Linked DNA regions of Homo sapiens: all the other regions are linked to region 5. A link is a contact called in ENCODE Hi-C data. All regions are on one chromosome and are shown on one strand. The core of a region is the stretch at or near the end of the contact, and the rest is flanking DNA. Distances in the headings are between cores, read along the strand shown.

Evidence for each region. A loop is a pair of places that touch in the nucleus more often than their neighbours do. Pooled maps may share reads with other maps.
Region 1: a loop to region 5 is called in a map of CD8-positive, alpha-beta T cell, with 14 times the contacts of the local background. The contact joins the promoter of MFSD1 here to the promoter of DHX36 in region 5. A Hi-C loop is called at or near these places in 4 of 168 maps with a recorded cell type or tissue (B cell, CD4-positive, alpha-beta T cell, CD8-positive, alpha-beta T cell and 1 more) and 10 of 50 pooled maps.
Region 2: a map of CD8-positive, alpha-beta T cell shows a loop between it and region 5 (15-fold over the local background). The contact joins the promoter of RSRC1 here to the promoter of DHX36 in region 5. A Hi-C loop is called at or near these places in 2 of 168 maps with a recorded cell type or tissue (CD8-positive, alpha-beta T cell and naive thymus-derived CD4-positive, alpha-beta T cell) and 9 of 50 pooled maps.
Region 3: a loop to region 5 is called in a map of CD8-positive, alpha-beta T cell, with 7 times the contacts of the local background. The contact joins the promoter of TSC22D2 here to the promoter of DHX36 in region 5. A Hi-C loop is called at or near these places in 4 of 168 maps with a recorded cell type or tissue (CD8-positive, alpha-beta T cell and naive thymus-derived CD4-positive, alpha-beta T cell) and 11 of 50 pooled maps.
Region 4: a pooled map shows a loop between it and region 5 (9-fold over the local background). The contact joins the promoter of SELENOT here to the promoter of DHX36 in region 5. A Hi-C loop is called at or near these places in 5 of 50 pooled maps.

What each region holds. Positions count from the first base shown.
Region 1 is chr3:158,800,301-158,803,551 of GRCh38, reverse strand. It overlaps MFSD1 (major facilitator superfamily domain containing 1), which reads right to left and starts at 1,498. Exons shown (of 16, transcript NM_022736.4): 1 at 1,237-1,498. The coding sequence starts at 1,399.
Region 2 is chr3:158,108,234-158,111,603 of GRCh38, reverse strand. RSRC1 (arginine and serine rich coiled-coil 1) reads right to left here and starts at 1,515. Exons shown (of 10, transcript NM_001271838.2): 1 at 1,381-1,515. RefSeq lists enhancers at 942-991, 853-1,352, 1,202-1,551, 1,353-1,854.
Region 3 is chr3:150,406,430-150,410,093 of GRCh38, reverse strand. TSC22D2 (TSC22 domain family member 2) reads right to left here and starts at 1,796. Exons shown (of 3, transcript NM_001303264.2): 1 at 1-1,796. The coding sequence starts at 743. RefSeq lists silencers at 1-5, 266-435, 1,106-1,705 and an enhancer at 686-735.
Region 4 is chr3:150,601,322-150,605,009 of GRCh38, reverse strand. It overlaps SELENOT (selenoprotein T), which reads right to left and starts at 1,689. Exons shown (of 6, transcript NM_016275.5): 1 at 1,511-1,689. The coding sequence starts at 1,647. It overlaps LOC124900547 (a long non-coding RNA gene), which reads left to right and starts at 1,827. Exons shown (of 2, transcript XR_007096128.1): 1 at 1,827-2,066. RefSeq lists enhancers at 1,231-1,530, 805-1,578, 1,551-1,700, 1,821-1,900.
Region 5 is chr3:154,322,613-154,326,137 of GRCh38, reverse strand. DHX36 (DEAH-box helicase 36) reads left to right here and starts at 1,651. Exons shown (of 25, transcript NM_020865.3): 1 at 1,651-1,964. The coding sequence starts at 1,722. RefSeq lists an enhancer at 1,464-1,758.

The DNA of each region.
Region 1 (3,251 bases), core at 249-2,748, 4.5 Mb before region 5:
GGCAGATAACCAGAATTTACCAAAAACTGTCTGTCTGCTTGAGTGGGGACCATTTTTTTTAATGTTTTATTGTTGTTCTTTCTTTGTTGTGGTGGTGGTTGTTTCTAAACCCTGCTTTAATCTCTTTTAAGGATTCAACGTCCTGCTTTAAAGCTAATGGATGGGCATCATCTTTTAAAAAACAGGGGAGGGGGGAAAAAGGAGTTGCAAGGAAACCAAAGCCCAAAGCATCCTTCATGTCTACTTATATGTTCAGCGCTAGAATAGTTATCCACCATAATGTTCTTAAACCTGCTGATTACACGGGCTCCAGCTAGCCTCCTGAAAAACACATTCATACCAAATTAATATTAGAATTTTGCTTAATAAATTAAAAACTGTAACATAGGAAGGAAAATTTTTTTCTAATTATCAAGAAACTGTTTTCGGAGACATCAGATTTCATAAGAGAAACCAACCACTGTCAAGACTACCACAAGTCCCGTCCAATATGATTGCTTCACAGTGGCAGAGTGGAAGATTAAGAGAACAATATCTATTCACTGAAGCTATCAGCAAGACACACTCATACATTTTCTCAAAGAGGGTGAAAAATATATAGAAGACTGCCGACGAAATCATTCACGTTTTTTAAAAGCTGGACAACATTGTAAGACCCTGTGTCTAAAAATAATAATAATAATAAAGCCGGGTGTGGTGGCGCCCCATCTGTGGTCCCAGCTACTCGGGAGGCTGAGGCGGGAGGATTGCTTGAACCCAGGAGGTGGAGGCTGCAGTAAGCCACTTTCACAACACTGCACTCCGGGCTGGGTGACAGAGCAAGCCCCTGTCTCACCTAAAACCAAACAAACAAAAGTTGTTTAGGAACAGTTAAAGCTTTCTGAATTTCCTCCGACCACGTGTGCCAAAAGAGGAACCTTGAAAATCTGGAGTTACCTTCATATCTATCGCCTCTAGGGCGAGTCGCTAGCCCCTGGGACTTACTGAAGAGCAAAGGAGTGCCACAAAACTCGCCCAGCTCAGTCCCTCGACCTCCACGTTCCGGACGCGGAGTAACTAGCAACATCCACAGGTGTGGCTGGAATCGATCGCAAAGGGGAAAATAAGGAGGCCCAGGAGCTTAAGACAGAAGCTGCGCTGAGGCCCCGTGGCACCAGTGACCACGATGACGATCTACCTCGAAGAGAAAGTCGGGAATTCCTTAAAGATCAGCCCCAACCCACCCGGCCGGCTCACCAAAGCCAAGGAAGCACATCAGTAACAGCACCAAAAGCCGGTGCGCCAGGCGACTGGGGTCGCAGAGGGCCGGCAGGGCTCCAGGGGCGGCCGGGGCACCTCTGTCGGCCTCGTCAGGGCCGCCTGCCAGGAGCGCCCGCGCTTCCTCATCCTCCTCCTCCATTGCGCCCGCAGGAGACGGAGAGGGGAAAGTGGTGACAACTCCAAACCCAGGCAGGAAGCAGCGCCCGTGGAACACTGTCAAGACGGCGGTCACATGACTCCGGGAGCTCACGTGACGCCCCGGCAGGTCACGCAGGGCCACGCCCATGTGAGCGGCCGCGAGCGCTGGGAGGACGGACCCAGCGGTCGATGACAGGGCCTGGCGCGGTTCGCTTTTCCTGGGTGACTGTGTTCGTGGGGCTGAGGCCCTCGAGGTGCCCACTTCCAGCTTTCCACCAATTACTGCACTGTCTTTCCGTTTCCTGCCCCGCTGACGCGTACACCTATTTCAGACTCAGCGCAGCTCCGCGGGGAGAAAAGTGCGGGGCTCCCTCTCGGCTCCACACCAGACTCCGGAGTAGTTCGAACTGCGCTGGGGTCGCCAAGACGCGCGCTGCCCTTCTCCCAGCACTGCCCTCCCCAGCGTCTTTGACCACTCTTAATACCCACAAACTTGATCGGACAATTTCTGGTGTGTCCAGCCATGTGTCACGTACTGGGAATACAAAATAGAATGAGGCAAGCTCCCTGACCTCAAAGATTTCAGAGTTCAGTTGGAGAAATCGACAGAATCTGGTACTTTTAAAACTAAACATGATGAATGAATGTGGTGAGAACAGCGGCAGAAAATGGCACTGAATTCCATAGAAATATCTGGAAAGGTCATTTCAAAAGGGGAGAAAAGGTGCGTAGTTTAGCCAGCTTTCAGGGCAAGGGAGTGAGGGGCGCTGAAGCTCCTTGAAGTTGAAACCCAGGCTAGAATGAGTAAGAATGCGCCAGTCAGGGTGCTTGTTTGAGCGGGTTGGTTGCAGGGCGGGCAGTTACGAGGGATAATAAAGACAAAAGCGTGAAACAGAACTGGGTGTGTATGTGTTTGTGTTGAACGACAGAGAAGGAACTCGAGTAGAAACACTAAACCTGTTTCAAGAAGAGCCATGCAAGGATTTTGAGCACAGCAGCAGGACTGCAAGCTTTGTGTTTTAAAAAACATTCGGTCTGCCAGCACAGCACCATCGTCGCTTTCTGGGAGCCCTCAGGCTTTACTAACAGAATTTTGAGGGCGTCAAAGCTAGAGGCTGAAAACTGTGAGGATTATTAGGAAGATGCTGCAGTCGTAACGATTAGAGATGACGAGGGCCTGTTAGCAATAAAAAGCAGGAATGGCACAGAAGAAAATCAGTAATTATTTAGGAGGTAAAATGGGAATAACTGTAAATAATAGCCTATGCGATCTGAAAGAGAGGAAAGACTTGAGAGTGTCTCCCAGATTTCTAGCTTGGGCCGCCAATAGAGATCAAAATTTAGAGAGAGAAGGAGGTAGGAGAGAGTGTCAAGGATCAGGTGCTGCCTTTGAGATGTCTATACATATCTCCACTTTCACAGTCCATTCTCTCTTCAGCTCCAGTGGAGGAGCTCCCGATCTAATAAAACTGTCTTGCCGAGAGGAGTAATAACTCCATCTTTCCAAATACATTAGTCACTTCTCTGTCATCTTACTCAACTTCTATCAATTGATGGAATTGACAGCCACTCCTTTTTAGCCTCCTTGGCACCATACTTGCCTTGTGTTCCTCCCACTTTGCTGGCCTATCTCATTTGCTGTCTCATTTGTCAGCTCCTCCTCTTCTATTCAAAATCTAGATGTTCAATGATGCAAGACCCATTCCTGAGCTCTCTTCCACTCATCCATTCCCATAACTTTAAATACCCTCCCTCTGCTGTCCAGTAGGTAGCCATGTGTGGCTGTTGATCATTTGTAATGTGGATAGTTGGAAAGGAGATGTGCAATACGTATAAAATACACACCAGATTTC
Region 2 (3,370 bases), core at 266-2,765, 3.8 Mb before region 5:
TCTTTATCTCAAAAGAGATAAAGAATTCTGTCAAAACACTTCTCCCATCACAATTAAAAACTTGCAAGCATCTCTCTTTTTAAAAAAGCATGATCAATCATAGGAATTTATCCCCAATGGTTTGAACATGAAAGCAGGAAATACAACTATAGATCTACTATAAACAACCCGCTTTCAGAACTTTTCCAATTCATAACACCCCTCTTTGTGAGACTGGTTGAGTTGGCAAGGCCAATTAACAGAAGGTGCCAGCTGTTTTTGTCGTTTCAGATTCTGACATTTTTAGCCCTCTTATTGAAAAACATAAAGTGTTATATCACTTAGCATGAAATCTTTGCCTGCAAAGAAAGTGAATATTTATAAACTCTAAGACTAGAGAGGCTCTTAAAGGATACCTAGTTTCCCCCAAGGTTGCAACTGTCACACCTGCTCCAAATCTTAAACCTGGGAACTCTGCTTACCTCCTTCACTTAGAACTTTTATAATACATCTAAGTTCAAAGATGACAACTCGAATGCTTTCTTGTGACAACATAAGACATTTGAATTTATTTATCTACTACCTAGTTAGCTGGAACACAATTGGGTTACTGCTAATTCTGAAAGTGTAAAAAAATATTTTTTTGTTTAGGTTTCCAGTGTGCATTTAAAGATACACAACCTCTGAGAGAGAAATTACGTCAAGGTTAACCTAAAATCAAGAGCAGGCAACATGCCTTACGGTGCATTGTAACATCTTGCAAAAGTAAACAGAGCCATATGCTCTTGGTCACATGCCACCAGTACAGAAGTCAAAGGAATATATAGTGTGTTTAAGGCGAGCATATTTATATTTCAAGAGAGGAACATCTATTTCACCCTGCACCACTTCTCTCAGCAAGCCAGTGTGAGCCAGAAAGGGTAGGGCGGAATCAGAAAGAGAGCTGGATCTAAGGCAGGGACAGTGGAGTGGATGGGATAGAGGGCACCAGAATCCAGCCTCCCTCTTGCTCCACCCTACCTAGAGCTAGTGAGGAAGCGCCAGGCTTATATTGCAAGATGAGCCAGGAAACCCAAAAGCAGCTATGAAGAACCAGGAACGTGGGGCGAGGGGAGGAGTCGGCGAACTCTCCGACATGTCCTCAAGACAGAAGGCCAAGCTTGAGGCCTGCGGCCACCCACCCACCCTACAGCCACCAGCCTTGACCCAAGGAGTCCGGAGCCTCCCAGGTGCGGGACGCATGCGCACGGTGACACTGCGCACGCCCCGAGGCCGCAGCCCACCCTCCACAGACACTGAGCCGCAAACTGCGCCAGGCCCCGCGTCGCCTCTCGCCGGATCAGGGCCTCGGAGCTCCGCAGCCACGGCTGCCGCTCCCCAGGCCCTGGTCGTGGGCATCACCTGGGTCCAGACCTTTGGGCTCACACCTCCCGTTGACGTGCAAGCGCCGCAGTCCCTGAGTCGTTTCTTTAGATCAGGGCGCCGCCGGCGTCCACCGAACTTGCTTCAGTTTAAGCTCAGCGCCTTCCTGGTTCTAGCGCCAGGCAGCTTCAGCCGAGATATCGAGTGCATCGATGGACGCTGCCAGGCGCTGGGAATGCCGAGGGAGTAGATTGTAACGCGGCCGATTTTTTGTTTGGCGTTTGTTTTGCGTGCCTGTTTATTTTGATTTTATTGTTACCAAAAGCAATAAAGGTGGGACTGGAGAGTGTTATTGTCTTAGTAGTCGTCGTTATCGTCATGGGTAATCAGTAAACAAATCTGCATCGTAGGAAGTTTTGTTTATGACACCTACCCGAAACAAAATTGGTTATCTCACGCTGGGGGAGGGGGAAACTCGCCCAACGATAATAAATCATGGGAGTGTGTCTGTATAGAGTCGTGTGTGATTAAATTGTAATGATTTATTTGCAAAAATGCATTAAAAGTCGGTGTTTCTTCTGCCCTGAAGGTGAAGGCACTCACAAGTTGAGTGCAAATTAGTTTCTCAGATTAAAGTAACTGGTTAGTAGAGGAATAGGAGAGAGCTGCCTGAGGCGAGGCGGGGAGCGGTTTCTTCTGAAAGAGAACTCAAATTTATAGGTGTGTGGAGTTTTTTTATTTAAACCAATAGAAATTAAAGAGACTCAGCATTTTCTGTAATTCATACTACATTACTTATTTTTCCTTACATGGAAATTTTTTCCTCATTTACTCTTAAGCAAAGCTAAAAAGATAAATAAATTGTTGGCCTGGGTTTTGGTCGACTATGAGAATCAACTCATTCACCACTGCTAGATAACCAAGCTACAGTTTTCCGCAGACATTTGAGATGGTGAAAAATCACCTCCACAATATATTTTTCGTAAATAATGTACCTTAACTAGCCAGTTTTGAGGCACCGTTTTAAAACTTAACTACTACAACACTACGTGTATATTTTAAATAATTCAAGAGCTGGGGAAACCCTTGGGGTCCTGAATTTTATTGGAACCTGTGCATCTGTCCACAGACTGTCAGCTGAGCTTTACCATAAATGCTTTTTTTTTTTTTTAAACAAAAACTGTATTTTGAAATGCCCTGTTTCTGGAAGATATTTGCTGTTTAATGAAACAACATCATTGGAACTTTGTGAGCATTTATTAATGTATGAATTTAAAACCTTGAAATATTTTTTAAAGTAACTTCCCTTAGGCCAGTGGAAATCTGTGGTCAGACACTAAAGATTTCTCATGGCTCCATCTGTTATCAACACTACTATTCCTAAATATGCAATGAGCCAAAAAGCTGAGATCATGGGAAAATTTATTGGTTTGAATTACACAATAGTTGTGTCTGTGACTTCCCTGATTACCTTCAAAGTGGTCATCTTTCCCTCAAGCTCAGTAGATGAAATATGACTTCAAACCTAAAAGTCATGTACTTAAAAAGGCAAACAAGTAGCTGGTGGGTCTCCTGATTCCTTAACCGACTTCTAACAGTGGTTATTTTTGAGTTATTTGTGAATATGTATTTAACACCTCAGTTTGAGAGCACCTTGAGCACCGTATCCTCTTAGCTCTCCCTATTACTGGCCCTTCTGCTAAATAATCTTAAAAACAGATTTTCATAAAGGACTAAAGTTGTATGATTATTTTCCTCTGATAATATCAGAAAGTAGTTACAAAGAGTAACCCAAGACTCAATGTGAAATTGTTTCTAAATTCGTATAACTTTGAAACTTTGTCCCTTTTGTGGTGTAACAAAACAAAAGCAAGTACTGATAACAATGTATTCATACCTAAAAGCTATAGCTGCGGAAAAATTATAGACATTAGCTCTCCTAAAAGTGGCAAAAAATGAAATGTTTTAAAAAGGGAAAACAACGTTTCTAAAAAGCATGATATACATAATCCTTAAACTCACCAAACAT
Region 3 (3,664 bases), core at 547-3,046, 3.9 Mb after region 5:
GCAGTCAAGGAGCTGTCAGTTCCCGACTCGGGCCCGTGCGCCCCCTGCATGGAGGCCACTACTACCACCACCGACCCTCCGGTGGCGCCCAGGCCGCTGTCCCGCTCCGCAGTCTGGTCAAAAGTACTGCTGTGTCTAATGCAATCCCCGGATCTAGTCAGGACGCTGCTGTCTGAATCCCTCTCATAGTATTCCATACACGTCCATCGGCCGCGTCTATAGGGCTCTCCGCTCCCGTGGTCCAGCTTGATCACGCGAAAACGGGAACTACATGTGGTGGGAGGCTGAGATGGGGCTGCAGTCACTGGCCCGGCGGATGAGCCCGCGAGCTGGGGGCCGCCGGGTGCTCCGGGGGCGGGGGCCGAAGTGGCAGCCGCCGCCAGGGTACTGGCGAGCGCCCCAGACACGCTCCGGGCCGAAACGACTCCTCCTCCGTTGGCGGGAGCAGCAGCCGCCGCTGCCAGCTGCCCATCTAGGAGGAGGTTTGGGGAGACGGTCCCGGGAGTCTCCGCATCCCCAACATTGTTAAGCGTCTCTTCGGAAGAGCTGCGCTCGCAGACCTCCTCAGGGCCATAATCCGTGGCCCGAGAGACGTCGAAAATCTCGGAGGAGACGTCCTCTGTGCGTGACTCGTCCGGGTCGTCCAAGCTCTCGGTGTCCTCGGTGATGCTAGTGGCCACCTGGGCCGTGGTGACACTGGTGATCTGGAAGCAGCTCTTCTTCTTGGCCGGCATCTTGGACATGGTGAAGAAGGCTGGAGGGCAGAGAGGCACGCCGGCTCCTCTGGGTCCTGTCGGAAACCGGGGAGGGCAGAGCACGGGCCCCCAAAGACAAAGTCCGAGTCTGCGCTGGGGTCTGAGGCCCGCCGCTGTTAAGAGTCACGGGCTGATCCAGGCGCTGGCCGCCCGGTGAGACATCCTCCTCCTCGTTTCCTTCTCTGTGTCGGTCTCTTCGGCTCTGCCCCCGTCTCAGTCCCGCGGCGGCTCCTCCTTCCTTTTTAGCTCTCGCAGCCGCGGCGCCTCAATTCAATTCCCTCAGAGGCGGCGAGAGCGCGAACCCAGGGGCGGGCCGGCTGCTTCCTCTCTCGTCTCCGGGCAGCCGTGGTCAGTCCAGCTCGGCGCTCGGCGCGGTCAGCAGGCCTTGGCTGGGGGTGGGAGTGGGAGGGCGAAGAGGAGGAGGAGGAGGCGGTGGCGGCGGCGTGAGGGGCGGTGCTGCCCCGCTCGGGCTCCTCAGGCCGGTGCCGGCGTCAGCGCTGGGCTCTCTGACTGAGGGAAGGAGCGGCGAGTCCGGAGTCGGAGATGCCTAATTCAGCCGGGAGCCGCGGGCCGGAGCTGGCTGAAGGTCCGCGGGCGGGCGGTGGGGCTGTGGCGCGGGCAGGCGGCCCTCCCTCCCCGGCTCTAGCCGGAGCTCAGCCCCAGGGACATGTCGACTGCCTCAGGCGGAAACCCGCTCTGGGGGAGGGGAAAGCCGGCTCGGTCCTCCCCTTACAGGGGGAACCACCCCTGCGGGCGGGCGGCGACGGCGGTCTCGGCCTCCCCTCGCGGCTTCTCTCAGAGAGGGGCGGCGGCGGCAGACCGCTGGCACGGGACCGGAGGCGCCCCGGCTGTGTGAGGTAGCGGTGGTGGCTTCTCCGGCTCCTCCTCGGTGCGCCCAATTCCTAAACCCCGAAGAAACTGAAATTCAAACTGCTGAAGCGGCGGCTGCAGCTCCCTCCGCTGGGCCAAGATGGGGCTGAAATGGCCGCGCCAGGGATGCTGGGAGGAGCAGCAGCCCCGCTGCCGCCGCCGCTGCCGACTAAAATGCCGCCGCTGCCGCAGCCACCGCCAGCGCCGCAGCCGCCGCCGTTCCGTGACGCACCGGCGTCGTGACGTCACCGCTCCGCCCCCTCCGGTTTCCTGCAGTTTCGCGTGGAACCTGGGGTGGGGGGCAATGGGCGGGGCTAAAGGTTAAAAAAGGGAGCGGTTTCTTTATTTAAAATTTTTAAAATTTAAATTTTGTGTTGTAGGTTCTTTAAGCATTGACGAGCTAAAGACCATTTTAAATTCTAAGCCTAGGGAAGCTTACAATGGAACTAATCAGATGTTTTTATGTCGGTTTGTTCCGAGACAGTGGAAGACTGGAGGTCATGTGCTTGTGTCTAATGTTTAGCAAAATCTTAGTGAAACGAGGGCGATAGGAATGGGGGCTGGGGAAGACTTAGATGGGATAAAAAGAGGTGCGGCTGGAAGAACTAAATCACTTTAAAACTTCTGAAAATAAATGTTGACCATTGTAGTCAGAGGAGTAAAATGTTCAGAGAAATGGGGATGATTAAACAAGAACGGCAAGCCAGATTGAGTCAGAAAATTATCTTCCTGCCAGAAATTCTGTCTCCCACAACGGCATCAGGGGGTGGTTACTTGCCCAGGGTGTAGTCAGTTTTTAAAAAGCTTAAGGGTTACCAACATATTCCTAAATTTCCTGAATTTGCTGTGATTCCAGGATTCATTTAAACTCTTGAGACTGTTTTACTTTCGGCACGAAATCAGCTCATGGGCTTTATAAATGTAGAACCTACTGCATTATAGTTCTTCTTTTTGTTTATTCTAAAACTGTTAGTAGCAGCCAGCGTATTATATGATTTGGATTGGGCCATGAACAACCGTAACGAGTGATAAAGCACCCTTTCCTGTTCCAATGCAAAGAACAACTATGAAAAGAAAGTACTGGCAAATTTATCATCTTGTAGTTAGTTCCTGGCCAAAGAAAATGGTAAGGCCATTCTTTTAAGCAGTTAAAAAAAAATGGGGATGGGCTCTTAAACTTTGGCATGCTAAGGCCATTCTTTTAAGCAGTTTAAAAAAATGGGGATGGGCTCCTAAACTTTGACATACTAAAGCAGTCGTCATTTAGGTAAAATCTAAGTCTTAATGGAAATCGTGATTTCATATCTACTGCAGCGTTAGCAATCACATAATGATAACTTAAATCAGTAAATCGTTGAACTCGGTTCTCTAATCTTTGAAGAATAGAAATACTTTTTATCCCAAAAGATGTTTTGAGAATTAAATTTGCAGAGAATTTTTTAGGTCTTTAGTTGTAATTTATAGAGCTAGGTCTTTTAACTTTAGTGGAAACCATGCCCTCCAAACCCAAGTGACTGGAGTCAGAATGTGAAATAAGACGACATAAAATCCCTATTTCTTAAGGGGCTGGGCGAAAGTAATGGAACAAAATGTAACGTTATGCTATTGTGGCAGAGATAGCTAATGGAATGTTTCATTTCTAAGTCTGTAATTTCAGTAATTGTTAGAGGCAGTTTTCCATCAATAAGTTAGATCAAATGGTTAAACCCAATATGAATTTATAAAAGCTTAATTTAATTTTGGATTGATTTACCAGATGTTTAAGGTGGTTATAATGGGTAGTGTTGATGGTGGTGCTTTTGGAAAAATGAGTATTATATGCCTGCTCATCCCTTTACATTATCTTATCATATAAACTTCTTGATTACTCGTTATGATACTCTTAAATCGTACATTTAGAGGAAAAATCTTAAAGTAATCTGTAAGACCATTTCTCCTTAAAATGATATATTATGAGATGAAAGGAAAGATAAAGATAATTTAGAAGAGATCCAGAAGTGGACTAAATTTCTGGTAAGGAGGGGGCTAAAGATGTTAAA
Region 4 (3,688 bases), core at 440-2,939, 3.7 Mb after region 5:
GCTGGAGTGCAATGGCGCGTTCTCGGCTCACCGCAACCTCCGCTTCCCGGGTTCAAGCGATTCTCCTGCCTCAGCCTCCCAAGTAGTTGGGATTACAGGCATGCGCCACCACGCCAGGCTAATTTTTGTATTTTTAGTAGAGATGGGGGTTTCTCCATGTTGGTCAGGCTGGTCTCGAACTCCCGACCTCAGGTGATCCGCTAGCCTCGGCCTCCAAAGTGCTGGGATTACAGGCGTGAGCCAGCGAGCCCGGCCTTGTTTGTTTTTAATCAGGAGAAATTGCAATGTTTTAGTTTTCACTCAAAAAAATAAAGTCTCACCATCTTATTTTCTAACTCAAACATCACCTTAAGCCGATTTTTAAAAATTATTTTAAAGGTTTGCTTGGTCTTCAGTGAGTAAGTAAAAAGCTAGTTGGAGAAGTAGAAAATCAAAACTTTAATATACTAATACATGAAGTTCTTAAAAGAAGGTTTTAAATGAATGATGTCCAACACCAACATTCCAATGTATCCGGACTCTGATGATTTACTAATCTGGCTATTCTGGGATGGTCGGTTTATCCTGAGAAAATGTCATCTTTGGAGGTGTAAGATTCTCATTTCTATAATTTTACAATTTTGGTGTTTTTTCCCCCATCTTCAGAGCCTTTCAATCCCCACCCGCAACCCCACTTACCGTATAAAATGCATCATTGCCCTGCTTCTAACGATTAGGTTAAAAACAAAATCATTTAAAGAACACTGTCGAAAACTGCCGAGATCTGCTGGATACACAAGACAACTGAAAGGTAGAAAGAGATGCCAGAGCAGGCAACTCCTGGGAGGCAGGTGAGGAGGGAATGCGAGCGAACTGTCAATGTTTAGAAGAACAACGTGCTCCTTTTCTGACACTTTGGAAATGGCAAACAGAACCAGCATCCCCAGACCTTCCTTCCACCCCCTCCAGCTGTCAGACGCCCCATTCGCAAACTCAACAGTCCCCCCAGCAAGTTCAGGAGAAAAACGGCGTCTGTCACTCCCGGATCCTCTCCAATGACCCGAATTAACCTTCATCTAGCCAGGCAGCGAAGCCGCCCGGCATTACCCCGGAAAAGAGGGCAGAAAAAGTGAACTGACAAACGGTTGGCGCTCCTCCGCCGACGCGGCGCCTACTCATCCCCATCTCCGCAGGCAGCCGGGGTGGCTATGGCGTGACGCCGCCAACCAGTCCTCCGTACTAACAGGTGTCCCCCAGTCTTCGCCTTTCAGCGTTTAACCTTCTCGCGCCCTCCTTCCCCATTCCCACTGTTCTAGGAGGCAAAAAACAAGTGAGCAGTTATACCTGGAAAAGGAGGGCGGCCTGACCGCGCTAAGGGGCCGCGAGAAGGCTGGCTGTGGAAGGGCGCCGGCACAGTTCTACGAGGCCAGCGAAGATGCGGCCATTTAGGCCGCGAAGCCGGGGCCTCGCGTAGCCAATGGCGCCGAGCAGAGGCGCGGCGGGGTGGCCGGGGCCCAGTGCACATACTCACCAAATCTGGAACTTGAGCAGCGGCCCCGTGGCGTACTGCATCTTTAATCTCTTGCTGGGCACGCCGCCCAGATTGGCCGAGGCCTCGCTCCGGACCATCGCAGACGCCGCCACTAGGAGAAGCAGCAGAAGCCTCATCTTAAATGAGCCAGCCACTTCGGCCGCCCTCAGACAGACTGCAGCCAGCCCAAAGCCCAGGAGCGAGCTGCTCCCCACTGCGCAGGCGCGATCAGCCAAGGTCGGGGGAGGGGAGCAGTAATGCGCCTGCGCGGCCCGGCGCCCGCGCACACTCCTGGAGTGAAGAGCCGACCTGTTTCACTGTCCTGACTCACCACCATCTTGGTAGTGTGCAAGACTCTGGGACGGCATGAGAAAGGCAGAAAGGGAGCAAAGGAGCTGGTGGGGTGTCACAGGGCCTATGTATGAGGCAGATGTGAGTTCTGCATCCAGTTTTGCAATTTATCCATTTACCTGCCTGAGACTTGGAAACACCTACTTTATAGTCCTGATTCAAGTGTTGGCGGATGGAAGGGAGGAGACTCCTGACCCTCAGAATGGTAATGCTGAAATTTTTTGGGTGCGCTGTTATGGCCTTTTCTTTGATCTTACAATATTGCTTTCTCCTGAAAGAATATTAAACATAAGTTTTAGGAAACCTTTGGACAATTCCAAACATATCCAAAAATAGAATAACTACCTTAGCAAGCTTTAACAGTTACTATACATTTTGACAATCTTGATTTGTCTATATCTCTAAACACTTCTTCCCTTCCTAGGCATATTTGGAAGCAAATCTCAGACATCATATCATTTCATCTGTATATATATATTTTTAAACACGGTCTCACTGTCACCCAGGCTGGAGTTCAGTGGCGTGATCATAGCTTACTGCAGCCTCACACCCCTGGGCTCAAGCAGTCCTGCCTCAGCTTCCCAAGTGGTTAGGAATACAGGCACAGGCAACTATGCCTGGCTTACAATTATTTAAGCACATATTTCTAAAAAAGAATTATTATTAAAAAGAAAAAAAATTGACCACAGTGTTTCACATGTCCGTGTGAAGAGACTACCAAACAGGCTTTGTGTGAGCAACACAGCTGTTTATTTCACCTGGGTGCAAGCGGGCCGAGTCCGAAAAGGGAGTCAGCAAAGGGTGGTGGGATTATCATTGGTTCTTATAGGTTTTGGGATAGGCGGTGGAGTTAAGAGCAATATTTTGGGGGCAGGGGTTGGATCTCACAAAGTACATTCTCAAGGGTGGGGAGAATTACAAAGAACCTTCTTAAGGGTGGGGGAGATTACTGATCAACAAAGTACATTGATCAGTTAGGGTGGGGCAGAAACAAATCACAATGGTGGAATGTTATCAGTTAAGGCTATTTTCACTTCTGTGGATCTTCAGTTGCTTCAGGCCATCTGGATGTATATGTGCAGGTCACTGGGGATATGATGGCTTAGCTTAGGCTCAGAGGCCTGACATTCCTGTCTTCTTATATTAATAAGAAAAATAAAACAAAATAGTGGTAAAGTGTTGGGGCAGCGAAAATTTTTGGGGGTGGTATGGAGAGATAATAGGCGATGTTTCTCAGGGCTGCTTCGAGCGAGATTAGGGGCGGCGTGGGAACCCACAGTGGGAGAGATTCAACTGAAGAAAGATTTGGGGGTAAGGGGTGATATTGTGGGGTTGTTAGAAGGAGCATTTGTCGTATAGAATTATTGGAGATGGCCTGGATGCAGTTTTGTATGAATTGAGAAACTAAATGAAAGACACAAGGTCCGAATAAAAGAAGGAGAAAAATAGGTATTAAAGGACTAAGAATTGGGAGTACCCAGGACATCCAATTAGAGAGTGTCCAAGGGGGTTCAACGTTGTTGTCTGCTTGGTTGGAGAGTTTTTGGGCTCTATCTCTATCCTTAAGTTTTTTTATGTTGTCATATACCAGGCCAGATTGATTTAGGTAAAAACAACACTCTTCATTTAAAAATATACAAAGTCCTCCTTTTTCAGCAGTGAGTAAGTCGAGGCTTCAGTGATTTTCAAGGAAAGAGAGGAGGTGGGAAGGCCAAACTGAGGAATTATGTCTGACAGAAGGGAAGAAATGACCGCGGTGGCCTTCTTAGACCCTGTGGGAAAGGCCTCTACCCACCCAGTGAAATGTCTACCCAAACCAAGAGGTAT
Region 5 (3,525 bases), core at 402-2,901:
TCACATTAACTAGTTTCCCTGTATCCACTCTTGTCTCCGCTATTTATTTCCAATTGAAGCAGTCAAAATAACCACTGCTCTGCATAAACATATCACTGTTCTTTAAGTGGCACATAAGTTTTCCATAATCAGACCCCTATCTACCTCTTTGGCCTTCCCCATCAGGCTTTAAGATTCAGGGTAGTTGTTTTAAGTTCTCCGATGTCTCACATCATTATCTGTCTTTACACATTGTTCCTTTCACCTGCCATACTTTTCTTCTGCCCATTAGTCTGGCAAAAGTCTACTTATCTCAAAAGTTGTTGCATAACTCACCTAACTCCAAAATTAAATTCTTTTGCTGTAGTATCTCTTGGCTCTTAGGGAGGAAATACTTTTTGTCTACTTTCTTAGATTCAGTGTTTGCAGGCCCCAGACTTAAAGTGACAAAACAGATTAGCAAAAGAAAAGACAGACTTAACCACATACATAATAGAGTTCACAGAAAAAGGTGATTCAGGGAGGTAGAGTTCTGACTTATCTACCATCTTATAAAGGGAAGGAAAGGGGAAAACAGCACGTATGGAAAAAACAAATGACTTTTAGTAAAAATAAATGACACCTTAAAACAGATGCCAGATATGATAGCTTTGTGACAATGTCTATTCAAGTGTGTTGCCAGCTTCTAACCTCCAGTGATAAGAGTCAGTCTTCCTGGGTTTCCCTCCCAGGGAGGAGCTTGATTTGAATTCCTCCGTGTGGTTCTGCATTTAGACAGGTAGATTTCAGAAACTCAAATGTCTTTGCTCAAAATAATTTTTAGGCCACAATGGTGTATTGTAGACCCCTTCCTGGCATACAGCATTTCCCTTTCTTAATTCACTGCACAAAGATAGCCTTTGTCTTTCCCTTAAGACTGTAGGCAAATAAAAGCTCATGCCATACTTGCTTTGTTCAGTGAGTATTCCCAGCACCTTTACATCAGTTAACTGTAACATGAGCTGGATATCTCCTGGTGTACATCCAAGCCTGTGTGGCCCAATTACTTGATTATTCAAGAACAGCTTGTACAAAACACTCAGTGTGCTGGTTAATAAACAGTATGTGGCTTCATATGAACACATGAATCTTCAAAGTAGTTTATTTACATTGCCTAAGAGCTCTGCACCGAATTTGGGTAGACACGCTCATCTTAACACTATTGGATAAACGTACTAAATAGTGACAACACTTTCAAGGAGGTAAGGGGATTTTAAATTACATATTTGAATAGTTGTCAGGCTGTTTTCAAGACTAGAAGAACTCATTTTTTAGAGACTTTTCTTTAGAAGACGGCGAATTGATCCAAGGGTTCTTTTGTTTCAATCAACGTTTACTACCCTAGGACCTAAGTGCAAAAAAACTGCGGATTTACCAGGAATAAGAAAGTAAAAACCAAAAGCTATTGGCTCACTTGCTGGGCCTAGGGAAAGAAAATCTACGAGCCTTTGGCTGGCTGTTGCTCCAGAGGTACAAAGATAAACAACTCGGGGGCTCAGACAGAACCTGATCCCTGCCACCCTCCAGACCACCGGGGTCGTCCTCCCGTGACGTCACCAGAAACCACTGCTTGTGACGCTAAATGGCCCGCCCTCTTGTGCGGTGCTACGGAAGCAAAACGGAAGTGGGCGCACAGTGGCTTCCGGGCCCGGACGCCATTTCCAGCGGTTGCTGGTTCTGACGGGTTGTAGTCTGCCAGGACAATGAGTTATGACTACCATCAGAACTGGGGCCGTGATGGGGGTCCCCGCAGCTCCGGTGGGGGCTATGGAGGGGGGCCAGCAGGGGGTCATGGAGGTAACCGAGGCTCCGGAGGAGGCGGCGGCGGCGGAGGGGGTGGTCGAGGCGGCAGGGGCCGGCATCCCGGGCACCTGAAAGGCCGCGAAATCGGCATGTGGTACGCGAAAAAACAGGGGCAGAAGAACAAGGAAGCGGAGAGGCAAGAGGTAATCTCGGATTCAGTAGTGGAGAGGATGAGGCAGCACAGGTTTTCTTCTCTCTCCCGCTGCCCCCTTTTTCTTGGTTTTGTTTCTTAAGTGATGCACGTGTTTTGTGAAATGTAAATGAGGCGCAAATATATTATGCTGGCGCTCCCCGTAGCGGGTGTACTGCGTAACATTAGCCATGCTCATCTGACCAAAAACAGGCAGGATTTATGCAGGCTGAATATATACTTTGCTTAAAGGACTTGAGAACTGTGACAAAGCAAATGTTAAGTTCACGTTCCAACCGAAATTAACTTTATTAGGAGTGTCGTTGTCGTATCTCTGGCCGTCCTTTCCCTTAGAATAATAATTGTCACTTTAAGGTCTTTGCCTGGTGAAGAAGCACATAGCGACCTTTCTACATTTGAGATAGGTTTGCGCGGAACAAAAGCAGGCAGACACTGTTTTGGATGTGGATCATTCAGAAAAATAGTCCAGCTTTTATTATTAGTGTTAAAATTATCTGCAAACCTAGGTTTTTGTTTTTTATGTTGGGGTGGAGAAATTTCTATTGATGAGCAGATTCTCTTTGAAAAGGAAAATGAAAGGAATCTCCAGAGATGATTTGGCTTACTCTCCTCTCTTCAGGTGATTGTCAGGTTGATTTGTGTCTTAAAGATCTGTAGTAAGGGAAACAAAGTTCTCCGAGTGACTAGTAAATAAAATTCTAATAAAAAATAATTTTTATCATTAAGCAGGAACTTTCTTAGTATAGGCCTTTGGTGACTTTTTAAAAGCACCTTATAAAATGTATTATAGAGTGTAATTAGATCATCATTTAGGCAACTTTTTTTTTTTTTAAGACAGGGTCTCACTCTGTCGCCCAGGCTGGAGTGCAGTGGCACGATCTTAGCTCACTGCAACCTCCGCCTCCCAAGTTCAAGCGATTCTCCTGCTTCAGCCTCCCGAGTAGCTGGGATTACAGGCGTCCGCCACCACCTCCGGCTAATTTTTGTATTTTTAGTAGAGACGGGGTTTCACCATGTTGGCCAGGTTGGTCTCGAACTCCTGACCTCAGGTGATCCACCCAACTCGGCCTCCCAAAGTGCTGGGATTACAGGCGTGAGCCACCACGCCAGGCCTAGACTACTATTTTTAAACCGTTCCATTTCTTTTTATTTCTTTTAACCATGTCATGTTCATTCAGGTGTTTTGGGGGCCTTATCCATTTATCTTCATAATTTAAACTTTTCTTTAAAAAACAAATCCATTTCTTTTACAGCCCCAAATTAACTTTTTCGTTGGGCATACTGGCTTGAAAATCAGGATACGGACGTCTAAGTAACTTTACAACTTTTATTTATTAAGGCTCTGTTTGAAACAAGGTTTTATGCATATTGCTCCAGGGACTTGAAGAAATGTGGTATTCAAAGAGCTTACAGTCTAGCTGAGAAAATAATACCTAAACAGATGAAAAGTTAAATAAGTCAGGAAAAAATGTTCATTATTGTTTCCACATGAAGGGTATAGCCAGTTGTGCAGTGGATGTTATGAATGGAACTTTTCATTTCTACTTGCGTTC